Regions from separate parts of the Homo sapiens genome. Here region 2 is linked to region 1. Evidence: chromatin contacts called from ENCODE POLR2A ChIA-PET data. All regions are on one chromosome and are shown on one strand. The core of a region is the stretch at or near the end of the contact, and the rest is flanking DNA. Distances in the headings are between cores, read along the strand shown. Region 1 has its middle 31 kb from the start of SRGN. Region 2 overlaps HK1 (hexokinase 1).

The links. ChIA-PET counts read pairs that join two places held with the same protein, here RNA polymerase II (POLR2A).
Region 2: POLR2A ChIA-PET joins it to region 1 with 12 read pairs in activated B cell. The contact joins two enhancer-like sites. POLR2A ChIA-PET finds 5 or more read pairs at or near these places in 3 of 52 experiments (T-cell, activated B cell and naive thymus-derived CD4-positive, alpha-beta T cell).

What each region holds. Positions count from the first base shown.
Region 1 is chr10:69,052,916-69,060,373 of GRCh38, forward strand. No RefSeq gene overlaps it. Among named protein-coding and RNA genes, the nearest start is that of SRGN, 31 kb to the right of the region's middle. RefSeq lists enhancers at 1-307, 308-807, 3,656-3,805, 4,016-4,195, 4,606-4,805 and 1 more and a silencer at 1,947-1,996. Within about 2 kb of position 4,461, at least 18 of the 41 ENCODE cell types and tissues checked have a DNase peak (open chromatin) inside an H3K27ac peak, as active enhancers do.
Region 2 is chr10:69,336,597-69,344,054 of GRCh38, forward strand. HK1 (hexokinase 1) reads left to right here. Exons shown (of 18, transcript NM_000188.3): 2 at 7,231-7,393. Among named protein-coding and RNA genes, the nearest start is that of HK1, 21 kb to the left of the region's middle. RefSeq lists enhancers at 485-1,172, 1,173-1,858, 2,547-3,232, 6,821-7,458. Within about 2 kb of position 4,280, at least 6 of the 41 ENCODE cell types and tissues checked have a DNase peak (open chromatin) inside an H3K27ac peak, as active enhancers do.

The DNA of each region.
Region 1 (7,458 bases), core at 3,211-5,710:
GCTGCCCCTACGAGGGAACTGAGATGCAGAGAACAGAAAGGAATTCTTTAGAGAATCGGATGGGAGGCTGGACACAGAGCTTGCCCTCAGGAAATTTACACGAATTGGGGGTGGGGTGGGCAGTGCCACCTCCTTGCACAACTCCAGGGGGTGTCATTTTCATTGAACACAGTATAGGTGGTGCTCCTGGAGTGGTGCCTGGCCTGGGGGTGAGGTAGTTGAGGAGAGACTGTGGCCGGACCATGGTGTGGGGCTCAGAAGAGAGAGTGCAGGTGTGACAGCTCAAAGGGCCCAACCCAAGAAAGAACATCACCAGCCCAGGGCCAGGAAGGGTGTGGTGGAGGATGGGCACCACGGTCAACACACAGAGATCCAACACACACACTCCCAACACCATCTCTGGTGTTTTCTATGCCCAGCACAAGGCCTGGCCAACCCAGTAGGTGAAGTCGCCCAAGGTGCCCAGTAGGTGAAGTCTTTTATTCTTGTTGTTGTTTTGAGACAGGGTCTTGCTCTACCGCCCAGGGTGGAGTGTAGCAATGCTGTTTGCATTGGGCTGACTGAAGCCTCAATAGGGCTCACTGAATCCTCGATCTCCCAGGCTCAAGTGATCCTCCCACCTCAGCCTCCAGAATTTCTGGAACAACAGCTGCAGGCCACTACGCCTAGCTAATTTAAAAAATTTTTTTTTATAGAGACGAGATTTCACCATCTTGCCCAGGCTGGTCTTGAACTCCTGGACTCAAGCAATTCTCCCACCTCAGCCTCCCAAAGTGCTGGGATAACAGGCATGAGCCACCGTGCTGGGCCTAGGAGGTGAAGTCTTGATGAGGGGCTGTGATGGTCTGGCTTGGGAGCAGAGCTGAGGTTTGCTCTAGCACCTGGCCCTCTTGTCCAGTGGGGCTCACTCCTCTTGACTCTGTTCCCCTTGCTGCTGGCTCTTCACTTTGCTGCCTGATAGAATCTAAAATCCCCTGGGGAATTTTAGAAAACATGGGATGCGAGGGGAGTCAGGGGGCACATCCTCGGGGATTTCCATTCAGGTGGTGAGGAGCGGGACTGGACATCCCCTCACCACGTGATACTTGTGTTAGCCAGGCTTGAGAACCCCTGCTCTAGAAGCTGTCCCGGTGACATGGAAGGACCCGGGTAAAAGATTCATAACCCTGTAGTGTTATCCACACAACTGGTGGGTTCGGCCACTTGGTGGGTATCAGTTCAATGACCGCCACCAGAGAGGATGTAGCAAGGGGATTTTATGACTTGTAACAAGTCCCAAAGCAGTGTCCCCCTGAGCCGGGGACTGGGTCACGTTTTATAAGCATAGGGTAGTGATCCGACTGGATCCTGCCATGCAGTGCCTGCTTCTTCTTTTTTTTTTTTTTTTGAGATGGAGTCTCACTGTGTCACCCAGGTTGGAGTGCAGTGGCGCAATCTCAGCTCACTGCAACCTCCACCCACCAAGCTCAAGCAATTCTTTTTTTTTTTTTTTTTTTTGAGATGGAGTCTGGCTCCGTTGCCCAGTCTGGAGTGCAGTGGCGCAATCGCGGCTCACTGCAAGCTTCGCCTCCTGGGTTCACATCATTCTCCTGCCTCAGCCTCCTGAGTAGCTGGGACTACAGGTGCCCGCCACCACGCCCGGCTAACTTTTTATACTTTTAGTAGAGATGGGGTTTCACTGTGTTAGTCAGAATGGTCTCGATCTCCTGACTTCATGATTCCCCCGCCTCGGCCTTCCAGAGTGCTGGGATTACAGGCGTGAGCCACCAAGCCCAGCCTCAAGCGATTCTTGTGCTTCAGCTAGCTGGGATTACAGACAAGCACCACCACACCTGGCTACTTTTTGTATTTTTAGTAGAGACAGGGTTTTGCCATGTGAGCCAAGCTGGTCTCGAACTCCTGGCCTCCTGTGATCCACCCACCTCAGCCTCCCGAAGTGCTGGGATTACAGGCATGAGCCACCACGCCTGGCCCAGTGTCTGATTCTTCATTCAGCCCCCACTTGGGTTCCCCTGTGGTTGCAGGCTTGGTTCATCTGCGCATGCTCAGGTTTTGTGACCCGAGGGTCTGAGGCAACTGGGAAACAACTCACATCTTTGTTACATAAAAGCTCATTCTCAGTAAACTATCGCAAGAACAAAAAACCAAACACCGTATATTCTCACTCATAGGTGGGAATTGAACAATGAGATCACATGGACACAGGAAGGGGAATATCACACTCTGGGGACTGTGGTGGGGTGGGGGGAGGGGGGAGGGATAGCATTGGGAGATATACCTAATGCTAGATGACGAGTTAGTGGGTGCAGCGCACCAGCATGGCACATGTATACATATGTAACTAACCTGCACATTGTGCACATGTACCCTAAAACTTAAAGTATAAAAAAAAAAAAAAAAAAAAAAGCTGAACCAGATTGGTCTGATGCAGTTACAGTGGCTCCGCAGAGAGCATTCAAAAGAATTGATGAACTTGAATGGGAATAAATGACACCTTAATTTTCATGAACCTCCAACTGAAATTGAGTGTTTTCTTCCGTTATGAATGTAAATGTCAAACCACAGCAGTGTCAACAGTACCTGTGACTTTGTCACCCTAGAAATCAGATCTTCTCATATCATTTTATGGTTGTTGTGGGTATCTTGAAATATGATTTAAGCTCATCTGCACTTAAAAAGTAAGATGATTATTAGATTCCTCCTAGATTTTGTTATTTAATGCATTAATGAAGATGCACATATATCACCATATCACAAATTTTACAATATTTTTGGCTACTGGCATTCAACATAATTGTTTCAATAGAAATCCTATGTATCTTAGATTTTTTTCTTTTCTTTTTTTTTTGAGACGGAGTCTCGCTCTGTCGCCCAGGCTGGAGTGCAGTGGCATGATTTTGGCTCACTGCAACCTCTGCCTCCTGGGTTCATGCCATTCTCCTGCTTCAGCTTCCCAAGTAGCTGAGACTACAGTTGCCCGCCACCACACCTGGCTAATTTTTTGTATTTTTAGTAGAGATGGGGTTTCACCGTGTTAGCCAGGATGGTCTCAATCTCCTGACCTCGTGATCCACCCACCTCGGCCTCTCAAAGTGCTGGGATTACAGGCGTGAGCCACTGCACCCGGCTATGTTAGATGTATTTTAAGACAGCATTCTGAGAAGGGGGTCTGTAGGCTGGCCAGATGGCCAAAAGGGCCCCTGATCAAAGCAAAGATCTTCGGAAGGTAAAGAACATTCAGAGGAGGCTCCTTGTCCCCAGAGAAGGCAGAGTGGTATGTAGTGGACACAGTAACTCCCTCTCTCTTCCTGTGTGGCCTGCAGGCAAAGGTCACACCGCTCACGGTCAGGGCTGTCTCACTTCCGTTTGGGGTGAGAGCACCCCCTCACTTACTCGTTTCTCATTTTTTGGCAGAAGTGCCCCTTGGCCTCCCATGGCAGCCCTGGGGGAGGGCAATAGGGCTTTTTTCCAGCCTTGTTAACCCAAGGGGGAGGGGGCAACCCAAACAGTGAGGGAATGAGAAGAGCTTGGACTGGAGGAGAGCAGTTGTTCCTTGAGCCTCGACAGGTAGATGCTGACCGCCAGCTCCTTGCTGCCCCTCACAATTCCTTCCTGCCCTGATTGCTAGTGTTCCCGCCAGAGGAGGGACCTGGGAGACCCACTGATGCCTGCTGGCGCTCCTTTAGAGCCCTTCTGCAGCTCGGCAGACGCTTGGCCCCTGTGATCCAAGCCTGCCCCAGGCACAGTCCCCCACCCTCAGGGAGCTCACAGTCTGGCCAGGGGATCTGAGCCAAGAACTCAGAGTAGGAAGAGGTTTGCAGCTGGGGCCTGGTACAGGTGTGTAGAGCAAACCAGAAACAAATGGGTTAACTTCAGATGATGTTTCTACTCTCTCACACCCACCCTGGGTTGTCTGGTGCGTGGCTGAGCTGAGTCTTAAAGGCTAGATAGAGTCTTAGCTGCCCAACTCACAGCAGTACCCTTTGGATCCACCTGCCCCTGTGGGTGGGCACACATGCTGTGTGGGGCGTGCACAACAGTGACCAGTTGGCGAGAGGTGGTGGTGTCACCACAGGGGAACTTGACCTCCTGGCCCAGCAGCCTAAAACAGAGGTTGATTAAAGCAAAAAGAATCATAGTTGTGGATGGCTGGAGACCTGGGTGTCTGAGGAGATGTCTGAGGTGCGAGTGAGAGGTGCCTGAAGTAAACGACAGACCCAGGAAGTGTCTGCCGTGCTGCTCGGAGCCACGGAACAGGGCCCTTAGACTGGATCTTTTTTCCCTTGGAGTCCGGGAACTCTTTCAGCCCTCTGGCGAAAGCTGCAGAACCATCTCCTCAGGAAAATACACATGTATCATCCAAATTCTGTACCCCATTGTAGAGGTTCTCTTCCCCATGTTTGGAGGAGGAAGAGGCAAAGTTAGAGAGGTGGATGAATTTCCCACGATCGACGGCTCGGCAGCAGGGGGGCAGCAGAGCCAGGACCTCAGGTCCCTGGCAGGTTTAGTGTGCCACGCTTTCCCTTCCCCTTATTGTCTCCCTGGAGAGGAGGAAGTGGGCTGGGGCCGGCGGGAGCCCACATGCACTTCCAGTTCCACACCATGCTGGGGGAAACTAACTGGTAGATAAATAAACACGGGACAGCGCAGGTACAAAAGGCGGCAGAGGCCTTGGGTCCACCCCAGTTCTCACCCTCTCCCTGACTTCTTGATTCCAGTGCAAAAGATCAGCAGCTCTTCTCCCTGAGGCCTAACCTGTGACTTCCTCCTCCTGGGGAAGGTAGAAAGACTTGTCTTCTGGCCTGTTCTCTAAGACCTCCCTTTTCAAGCAATGGAAGCATTCAGAACTTTAACAAGAACCAACCACAGTGACCCCACAGTGTCTGTCCTCGCTGAAATCTGAAAGCAAAGTGGTCAGAGTCGTTTGTGCCCAGGCTTCCTGGAAGTGGTGTCTTCTCAGCACGAGTCGAGCAGCCCAGGACAGACTCTTCTCCCTGACTCCTCTTGGCTTTAGAGGAGAGACTGCTGGTGACAAAAGGAACCTACTGGAAATAAGTGGAGGATCACCCACAGTCTCCCAGCTGCCTCCACCTACAGATAAGGAGGAAAGGGTGGGGAATGTGCTTCTAGTGAGCTGAATCCCAGCCTGGACTCAGGGCTGATCCCCATCCCCAAAGGGCTCAGAAGTGATTCAGGCTGCAGGCATCCCAAGTTGAGGTTCAAGAGAGTTATGCCCAGGAGCCCTGGATTTTCTGAGTTGGTATTCATTTCATATATGTGGTTACCCTTTTGTTGTTGGGTCTCGGTTACTGATTTGAAAAAATTTGTCATTATTAAGGGTCTAGGGCACAGTCCTGGGGTGCCTGGTATGGGCAGGAGTTAGTGGTTTCCTTGCGAGTATATGGCTTTGAGAGTTCTGTCCCCAGCCTTCCCTGTTGCGGCTACACTGGTTTCTGTTAATATCACTTCACTGTGGACTTCACTATCATTCTTCTCTGTTTTCTGTTTTCCTTCTTGCCCAACTTTAGCAACCACCAAAGGGATGCCAACTCCTCGTACCTGCCTCCAATTTTTATTTCATGGTCAAATTTTACTAATTTGGAGCAAACACACGGACCAAATAGTGAAGAGTTTGTTCTTTTAAGTTTTCTTAAGTCATTAAGAGATACTCCCCAGCCAGGCATGGTGGCTCATACCTGTAATCCTAACACTTTGGGAGGCTGAGGCAGGAGGATCGCTTGAGCCCAGGAGTTTGAGACCAGCCTGGGCAACATGTCAAAAACCCATCTCTAAAAAAAAAAAAAAGAAATTAGCTGGGTGTGGTGGTGCATACCCGTAGTCTCAGCTATTTGGGAGGCTGAGGTGGGAGGATCACTTGAGTCCTGGGGCTGTGATCATGCCCCTGCACTCCAGCCTGGGGAACAGAATGAGACCCTGTCTCAAAAAAATAAAAAAAAAATAATAAATAAAATAAAGAAACTCCACCTTGGCCGGGCGCACTGGCTCACACCTGTAATCCCAGCACTTTGGGAGGCTGAGGCAGGCGGATCACCTGAGGTCAGGAGTTCAAGACCAGCCTGGCCAACATGGCGAAACGCCATCTCTACTAAAACATACAAAAATTAGCTGGGCACGGTGGTAGAACCTGTAATCCCAGCTACTCAGGAGGCTGAGGCAGGAGAATCACTTGAAGCTGGGAGGCAGAGATTACAGTGAGCTGAGATCGTGCCACTGCACTCCAGCCTGGGTGACAGAGCGAGACATCTCAAAAAAAAAAAAAAAAAAAGCCCCATTTTGATCTTTGCACAATTCATTTGCCCTATCTGAGGAGTATGCTAACTAAAGGTAAATTTCAGCTGCATCCCTGCCAAGAGGAGCAAGAATTTCCTGAGTCTTGGGTTATATCGGGGGACTCCTTTTCCACATAATTCTCCTGGTTTATAAGTGCCTCTGAAATAAAAAATAAAGATGAAGTGGGAGCTGCCACCACCTATTTTCATTTTATTATTACTATTATTATTATTATTATGTTTGAGACAAGGTCTCACTCTGTCACCCATGTTGGAGTACAATGGCATGACCATAGCTCACTGCAGCCTGGAACTCCTAGGCTCAAGTGATCCTCCCACCCTGGCCTTCCAAAGTGTTGGCATTACAGGTGTGAGCCACTGCGCCCAGCCCCATGGCCTCTTTTTTTTTTTTTTTTTATGTGAGACAGAGTCTCTTGTTGCCCAGGCTGAAGTGCAATGGCGCAATCTTGGCTCACTGCAACCTCTGCCTCCTGGTTTCAAGCAATTCTCCCGCCTCAGCCTCCCAAGTAGCTGAGACTACAGGCACCTGTCACTACGCGCGGCTAATTTTTTTGTATTTTAGTAGAGATAGGGTTTCACCATGTTGGTCAAACTGGTCTTGAACTCCTGACCTCAGGTGGTCCGCCCACCTCAGCCTCCCAAAGTGCTGGGATTACAGGCGTGAGCCACCGCGCCCAGTCCCATGGCCTTTTTTTAATACCCAAGAAAGCTCAGGGATAATAACACACCATGCCTCTTGAAATTGCCACAGAAAGAAAATGGAAAGCCACTTTTAAAAATAAAAAGGCTCAGGCCGGGCACGGTGGCTCACGCCTGTAATCCCAGCATTTTGGGAGTCCGAGGCGGGCAGATCACGAGGTCAGGAGATTGAGACCATCTTGGCTAACACGGTGAAACCCCGTCTCTACAAAAAAATACAAAAAATTAGCCGGGTGTGGTGGCACGCACCTGTAGTCCCAGCTGCTGAGGAGGCTGAGGCAGGAGAATCGCTTGAACCCGAGAGGTGGAGGTTGCAGTTAGCCAAGGTCGCGCCATTGTACTCCACCCTGGGCAACAAAGAGCAAGACTCCATCTCAAAATAAATAAATAAATAAATAAATAAATAAATAAATAAATAATAAAAAGGCTCAAGCCTGTAATTGCAACA
Region 2 (7,458 bases), core at 3,030-5,529, 280 kb after region 1:
TAGTTTTCTACCAATGGGTCAATAGCATTTTGGTAGATGCCTTTTTTTTTTTTTTTTTTTTGAGATGGATTCTCGCCTTGTTGCCCAGGCTGGAGTGCAGTGGTGCAATCTCAGCTCACTGCAACCTCTGCCTCCTGGGTTCAAGTGATTCTCCTGCCTCAGCTTCCCAAGTAGCTGGGATTACAGGCATCTGCCACCACACCCGGCTAATTTTTTTTGTATTTTTAGTAGAGTTGGGGTTTCACCATGTTGGCCAGGCTGGTCTTGAACTCCTGACCTCTCAAGTGATCCACCCGCCTCGGCCTCCCATAGTGCTGGGATTACAAGCGTGAGCCACCGTGCCTGGCCGGTAGATGTATTTTTCAGGCATTGAGATGAAAGGAGTTAGGGGTACATGATTATGTCACTTAGGGATGGGAGGGAGGGAAATGACACTTGATGCTTACTTTGTTTCTGCACATTAAAATCCTCCCCATAACCCTCTGAAGTGGAGGATTTATTATCTCCATCTTAAAAGTGAGACTCAGAGAGATTAAGTAACTTGTCCAAAGTCACACAGCTAATAAATCGGATTTGAACCCAGCTCTCTGTCCACAGCCCTGTGTACTTTCCACCATGTGAGGAAAATGGAAATGCTTAAGGTGAAGCCCCAAATGGGAGGTTACGAGCCCTGGAATCTAGACCCAGCTGCCATTTCTAAACTCCCCAACTTAGCTTGAATCATGGGTCTGTTTCCTCTCCTAGATAATGGAGATAATGATGTCTTTCCTGCCTACTTCACTGGGCTGCAGTGACAGGAGAAAGGGAACTAGCATTAAAGCACCTGCTTCCTGCGTGGCACTTGGCATCCACAAGCTCATTTCACTTCTTTCTACACAGTTCAAATGGGATAATGTATGTGAAGGTCCTGTATCTGAAGGGCCAGTGCACATGTGAGCCATTGCTAATTGTGATGTTAATAAGCACCCAGGACCCGTTCTCTCTGAGTCAGTGTCCTTAGCAAAGGGAAGTGAATTCTGATGTTGAAATCTCTGTCCTCCCCTAAGCTAACATCTTTCTTAACCCTTCAGGGTGCACGCCACAATTTCCTTTTGTAAGTGGAGCGCCTTGCTTGGAAAGTTCATTTTAAAGGCCTGCGTCAGCAGCTTCAGTCACGCCTGCTGTTCTGCAGCATTCTCGATCCTCACGGGAGGGTGGATGAGAGAGGGAGTGAAATTTTCCATGGCTGTGCACCCTTCCACGGGGTGGGGTGAAAATGGCTGGGATGGTTACCAGTGGTTACTGGTGCCTCCTGCTGCGACCGGCCTGTTCACTTGGGCATGTCCAATCTTGCGTTTGTTTTTTGTGCATGTTCTGTTGGGAGCAGGAGGTGGGGCTGGGGTCGGGCACAGAAATGTTTGTGAGTTGATTGCAGTGCTAGGCCATTGAGTTCTTTCCTTGGTTGGAGGGCTCTGAGCCAGGGAAGCTTGGCGAGGCTGTGTGTTCTCTGCTGATGACATGTCCTCCTGCTCTGCGGGGGTCCAACTTTGGGAGCCGCTGAGAGCTTCAAGGCCCCCTTGGTCCACAAGAAGGAGAATCCAGGACAAGTGTCTGGAAAGTGTTTGAGCAAGAGCGCCCGCCCTGTGCAGCCGGTCTGGCTACCCTCATAGGAAGGGCTCTTCACTCTGGGCAGCGGTGGACAGAGGCCCTGGAGGCTGGATGCGGGTTCTCAGGCAAGAGTCTGAGGGACCCAGCTCGGTGTCTGATGTCTGGTGTCTGGGACTGGGCGCCTTCCCATTTCCATCCCAGCCTGACCAGACTGACCAGAGTCCCACATATTCGTCTCAGACACTGGTTTGAGAGGGAGCATTTGAGGGCCTGGGTTTCTGTCATGACTCCTGGGAACCTCTGTCTTCTGATAGATGGTCCACAGACCGAGGCTTGCAGTGGAAGCAGCTGGAAGTGGTGCTGTGCGGTGTCCTCCCCAACTCCCAAATGGAGTGTGGGGAGGGATTCTTCGGGCACTGATGTTTGGCTGGAGCAGTAAAGCAGCGGTGATGTGGAGGCAGCACCTAAGAGAAGGGGACAGGATTATGGAGATGTGAGTGTGTGTGTGTGTGTGTGTGTGTGTGTGTAAGTACTTGTGTGTGTATGTGTGAGTGTGTGAGAGTGTGTGTGTGTGAGAGATTGTGTATGTGAGAGTGTGTGTGTGTAGAGAGAGAGGGAAGAGGGGAAAAGGAAGGAGGAGAGTAAAGATCTGGAGATGCTGTGGAGAGGAGGACAGAAATAGAAAAGTTGAAAGGCCAGACTTTGGCCAAATCCCCAAAGACCAAGAGTCAGCCTTTCTTCCTGGGTTTCTGGCAGAGATCTGGAGCAACTGGGCAGGAGAGATTTCTCCAATGCCCTTTCTTCCTCCCTCTCTCCTTCAACCCACTGCCCATTCCCAGCCTCTTTCCCAGGGAGACAGGCGTGGTCCAGTGGAGTGCCAGGAGGGGCTGGTCTGAACGAGGAAGATGCGTTTTGCTCAGTGAAGTGCTGGGTTCTCTGGGCCCCTGGAAGTTTTCTGCAGGTGTCTCTAGTCATGTGCTTTTCTCCAGTGCCTCCGGGCCACTTAAAGGCCCACAGTCCAGAGGGGCATGTCTGCTGAGTCCTGCACCAGGTGCCTGCCTGGCTGGGCAGTGTGGCAGATACCAGGGAGCTGACTTCTCCCCTGGCAGCCCAGCCCCAGGCCTAGGGTATTTGCTGGTTCAGTGGCCCCTTCTGATCTCCCGAGGACCAGTGGAAAGAAAGGGCTTCCCTTCATTGTCCTCATTCATGTAAAATCCAGGAGGCCCCAGTTTCAGTTCCGGCCTTGCCTCAATTGGGCCTCCCTTTTGGCCCCAGTATTCATGTCTCTTCTGAGAGGGGTTGTACCTCATGACGACTCATGAACCTGAACAAAAGGAGGAAAACCCTCCCTCCATAGCAGCTTGAGGACCAGGCCGTTCTCTGTGTCTGCAGCCTGCTTTTTGATTTGAGCTTCTAAGCTTTATTTGGATTTAGCTTGGTTGTCCTGAAACGTTGGGGTTTTTGGATCAATGTCTGTGTGCTGAGCTGCACCTTGACTTAGAAGGCAGGATAGCTGTGGAGTTATGGAGAGCTGCCTTTTCTAGAAGCTTCTCCTGTCCAGCGGGAAAACCCCAACAGCTCTACTTGGATCTGCCTTCTGCAGAGCAGGGGACCAGTCTTTCTTAAGGGGCAGGGATGATTGTATGGAGGAGCCTTAGACTTGCAGGTATAAAACCTCACTCCCCCAGCTGTGTGCTTTGAACTAATCACTTAGCTTCTTGGACCATCAGTTTCTGTGTCTGTAAAATGGGGATTAAGAACATCTCCCAGACAGTTTTGAAGGTTAAATGACATACTGGATCTTGATATACTGATATACTGTAAGCCACAAGAGAATTATATAGTATTATTCCAGGATCCAGCATTGTTTGAATTCCTCCTTTGTGTCAAGCAACTGGGTGAGTTCCAAAGGTCTATTCAATATGTTTTCTTTCCCTGGGGAACTCACGCAGTATCATAGGAGATGGACAGCTTGGTAAAAGGATAATCATGATGTGTGAGGAGTGTGGTCGTTGGGGCGTGTCCAAAATGCTGGAGTAGCAATGTACCTTTTTTAAAATTAAAATTAAAAAAAATTTTTTGAGATGGAGTCTTGCTGCATTGCCCAGGCTGGAGTGCGATGGCGCGATCTTGGCTGACTGCAATCTTCTCTACCTCCTGGGTTCACGCGATTCTCATATCTCAGTCTCCTGAGTAGCTGGGATTACAGGCATGCACCACCATGCCCAGCTAATTTTTGTATTTTTAGTAGAGACCGGGTTTTACCATGTTGGCCAGGCTGGTCTTGAACTCCTGACCTCAGGTAATCCACTCGCCTCGGCCTCTCAAAGTTCTGGGGTTACAGGCATGAGCCATTGCTCCCGGCCTTAAAATTAAAATTAAAAAATATTTTAGAGGTGCGATATCACTATGTTGCTCAGGCTGGTCTTGAACTTTTGGGCCTAAGCAATCCTCCTGCCTCGGCCTCCCAAAGTGCCAGGATTACAGGCATGAGCCACTGTGCCAGCTAGCAATGTAGCTTTTATTGTATGATCTTGCGCTTGCTCCTCCATTCTCCACGCAGCAGACACACAACTCTCATCATGGTTGTAATCAGTAAAGCCGTCCCAAGGCTCGCTGTGCTGTGGGATCCCGCTTGTATTTGTTTATGTGGCTCATCAGGCCCTGTGTGGTTGAGCTCTGGACAGTCTTTCCAGGCACACCGTCTGCTTGTTCATCACAAAAACCACCCTCCCTCCCCTTCGGACTTCACACATGCCCTTGCTTGTGCCTGGGCATGCTCTCCAACTTCGCCTCTCCAGGAAGCCTTCTCTCCCATGCTTGCAACGTGGCTGTCTCTCCCTGCAGACCCAGGGCACTATGATGGCAAGGGCTGCTGATGAATGCCACCAGCCAGAATAGGGCATGGCTTGTCTCTCCTCCCAGGGCCATGTTTTTGGCAATTTTATTTCCTTTAAAAAATATATATACATATTTCTTTCTTTCTTTTTTTTTTGGAGACTGGATCTAAGTCTGTCACCCAGGCTGGGGTACAGTGGCAGGATCATAGCACCCTGCAACCTCTGCTTCCCCAGCTCAGGCAATCCTCCCGCCTCAGTCTCCCGAGTAGCTGGGACTACAGGGGCGTATCACCACGCCTGGCTAATTTTTGTATTTTTTTAGAGACGAGGTTTTGCCAAGTTTCCCAGGCTGCTCTCGAACTCCTGGCCCCAAGCAATCTGCCTGCCTTAGCCTCCCAAAGTGTTGGGATTACAGGTGTGGGCCACTGCTCCTGGCCAATTGTTAATTTTTTTTTTTTTTAGAGACAGTCTCACTCTGTCACTTAGGCTGGAGTACAGTGGTTCAATCATGGCTCAATGCAGCCTCAACCTCTTGGGCCCAAGTGATCCTCTTGCCTCAGCCTCCCGAGTAGCTGAGACTACAGGTGTGCATCACCATGCTGGGCTAATTTTTATTTTTTGTAGAGACAGGGTTGTTGCCCAGGCTAATCTCGAACTCCTGGGCTCAAATGATCCTGCTGCCTTGGCCTTGCAAAGTTCTAGAATTACAGGTGTCAGCCACCATGCCTGGCCTCTTCTGGCAATTTCTATTCTGGCTCTTGGTGGTTCCTGATTGCCCTTCTTTGAGCTGCTTTATTGTAAAGGGAAAAAGGTGGTAGGGCTAGTGGTTAGGAGTGGGGGCAAGGATCATCCTTGGGCGCAGAGAGTGTTGGCAGACATTTTGGGAGGCCTAGGTGGGTGGATCACTTGAGGTCAGGAGTTTGAGACCAGCCTGGCCAACATGGTGAAACCCTGTCTCTACTAAAAATACAAAAATTAGCAGGGCGTGGTGGCGCACGCCTGTAATCCCAGCCACTCAGGAGGCTGAGGCAGGAGAATTGCTTGAACCTGGGAGGTGGAGGTTGCAGTGAGCCAAGATTCTGCCACTGCATTCCAGCCTGGGTGACAGAGATAGACTATGAAAAAAAAACCAACCCCAAAAACAAACAAACAAACAAACAAACAAACAAACAAAGGAAAAAACACCAGTGTTAAGGTCTTTTCAGCCTTGTGGGGCTGTAAATCTGTCTCTCTATCCAGTGGGAGCCTTCTGTGTGCAAGGCTCCATGTGAGGCACTGGGGAGGTCAGGGTGACACGCATGGAAAGCTGGGATCCAGACCAGACCCTGCCTAGGGGTCAGTGCTGAAGGAGTGGTGATATCCAGCCTGAAGGACTTGGACATCTTCAGGAGGAAGTGACAGTTGATTTGAACCTTGAAGGTTAGGTGAGCTGGGAAGAAAAGGAAGGGCATTTCAGGTAGAGGTGACAGCAGAAGGAGGAGAGCCTGGAGCACCTACTAGGAATGGTAGAGGTGGTTTGGCCGGAGTTCAGAGAGCACAGAGCCACACCTGCAGAGGGTAGGTGCCTTGGCAGTGGGGAGGCATTGCAAGGCTTTGGGCAGAGGCATGACTTGATTAGGGTTGCACTTTAAGAGGCTGATGCTGCAGTGGTGTAGAAGATGGGTTGGAAGGAAGAGATTGAAGATAAACTGTTACAGTGGATCATCAGCAATCCAGGCACACAGAGCAGCAGAAAGAGTGGATGGTGAAACAAAAGAACCTTCCTCGGTGGACTCTACAGGGATAGTGCCATCAGGACAGGTGTCTAGCTCAATTCTAGGCACCTAGCTGGTGCCCAGTGAATCCTTTTTTGGGAGAATAAATGCGAAGATGCCATGAAGGACAAACAATTAGTGATAGCCAGTGACAACCCAGGGTGCCTAAGGTTAGGAGCCTGGGCAGCTTGAGGAGAACGGGGAACTCAGGAAGAGGAGCAGGTTGGGTCAGGCCTGGTGAAGGGTGGGAGTAGTTTGACTCGGAGGTGCAGGGCCCATGGCCTGGCACACAGGCCCGGCACATGGGTATGGGAGCCCAGGGGCTGTCTCCATTCATTGAGGCTGGGTTTAAGGTTTCTGTGCTCTGGGCCTGCCACCCTGTGTTCTCAGAAGGGTCCTAGCCCTTTGGCCGCCATTTCTGTCTTTCTAGAAGTCTTGCCCATGGACACCTGCCAGTACTACTGTCTCATGTTAATAATAATAGCTGATGTTTATTGAGCAGTTACTGTGTTCTAAGTGCTTGTGTCTCATTTGAACTTGTCCTATATGTTAGGTCCTATCTATCATCTCAGTTTTTCAGTTGAGGAAACTGAAATTCACACAGCTGTTAAGCTCTGGGGCTAGGATTGAACCCAGTTGGCTGGCTCCAGAGCCCTTGTTCGTAGCCTCTCTGTCATTCCCATCCCAGTGAGAGTGAGCCAGCCAATTCTCAGAGAGAGAAGGAGGCTTGAGGTGTTCCTGATACTGGAGGAAACCTACCTCCATCAAGTACTTGGGGGTTGAAGAGCAGCTTCCATGTCATATTTGAGGGTTGGAAAGGATCTTAGAGATATCGGGTTCATTTTACAGGCCAGGAACTAGGGCTCAGAGCATTTGCAAGCCTGTTCTGGGTGACATGGATGACAGCAGTTGAATGACCTTCCGCCATGCGATGTGCCAGCGTGCGTGTTCCTGTGCCTGTGGGAGCTGGCTATCTCAGCGGGTGGGTGCCTCACCTTGCCCTGTCCTCCCCCTCGACCTCACTCTCCTTCCTTCTCATCCCCCTCCAGATTGACAAGTATCTCTATGCCATGCGGCTCTCCGATGAAACTCTCATAGATATCATGACTCGCTTCAGGAAGGAGATGAAGAATGGCCTCTCCCGGGATTTTAATCCAACAGCCACAGTCAAGATGTTGCCAACATTCGTAAGGTCCATTCCTGATGGCTCTGGTAAGTCTGTCACCCAGAGATTGAACCCTGAGGGCTAAATGTTCTGTGAAATCTTCCTTCTAACT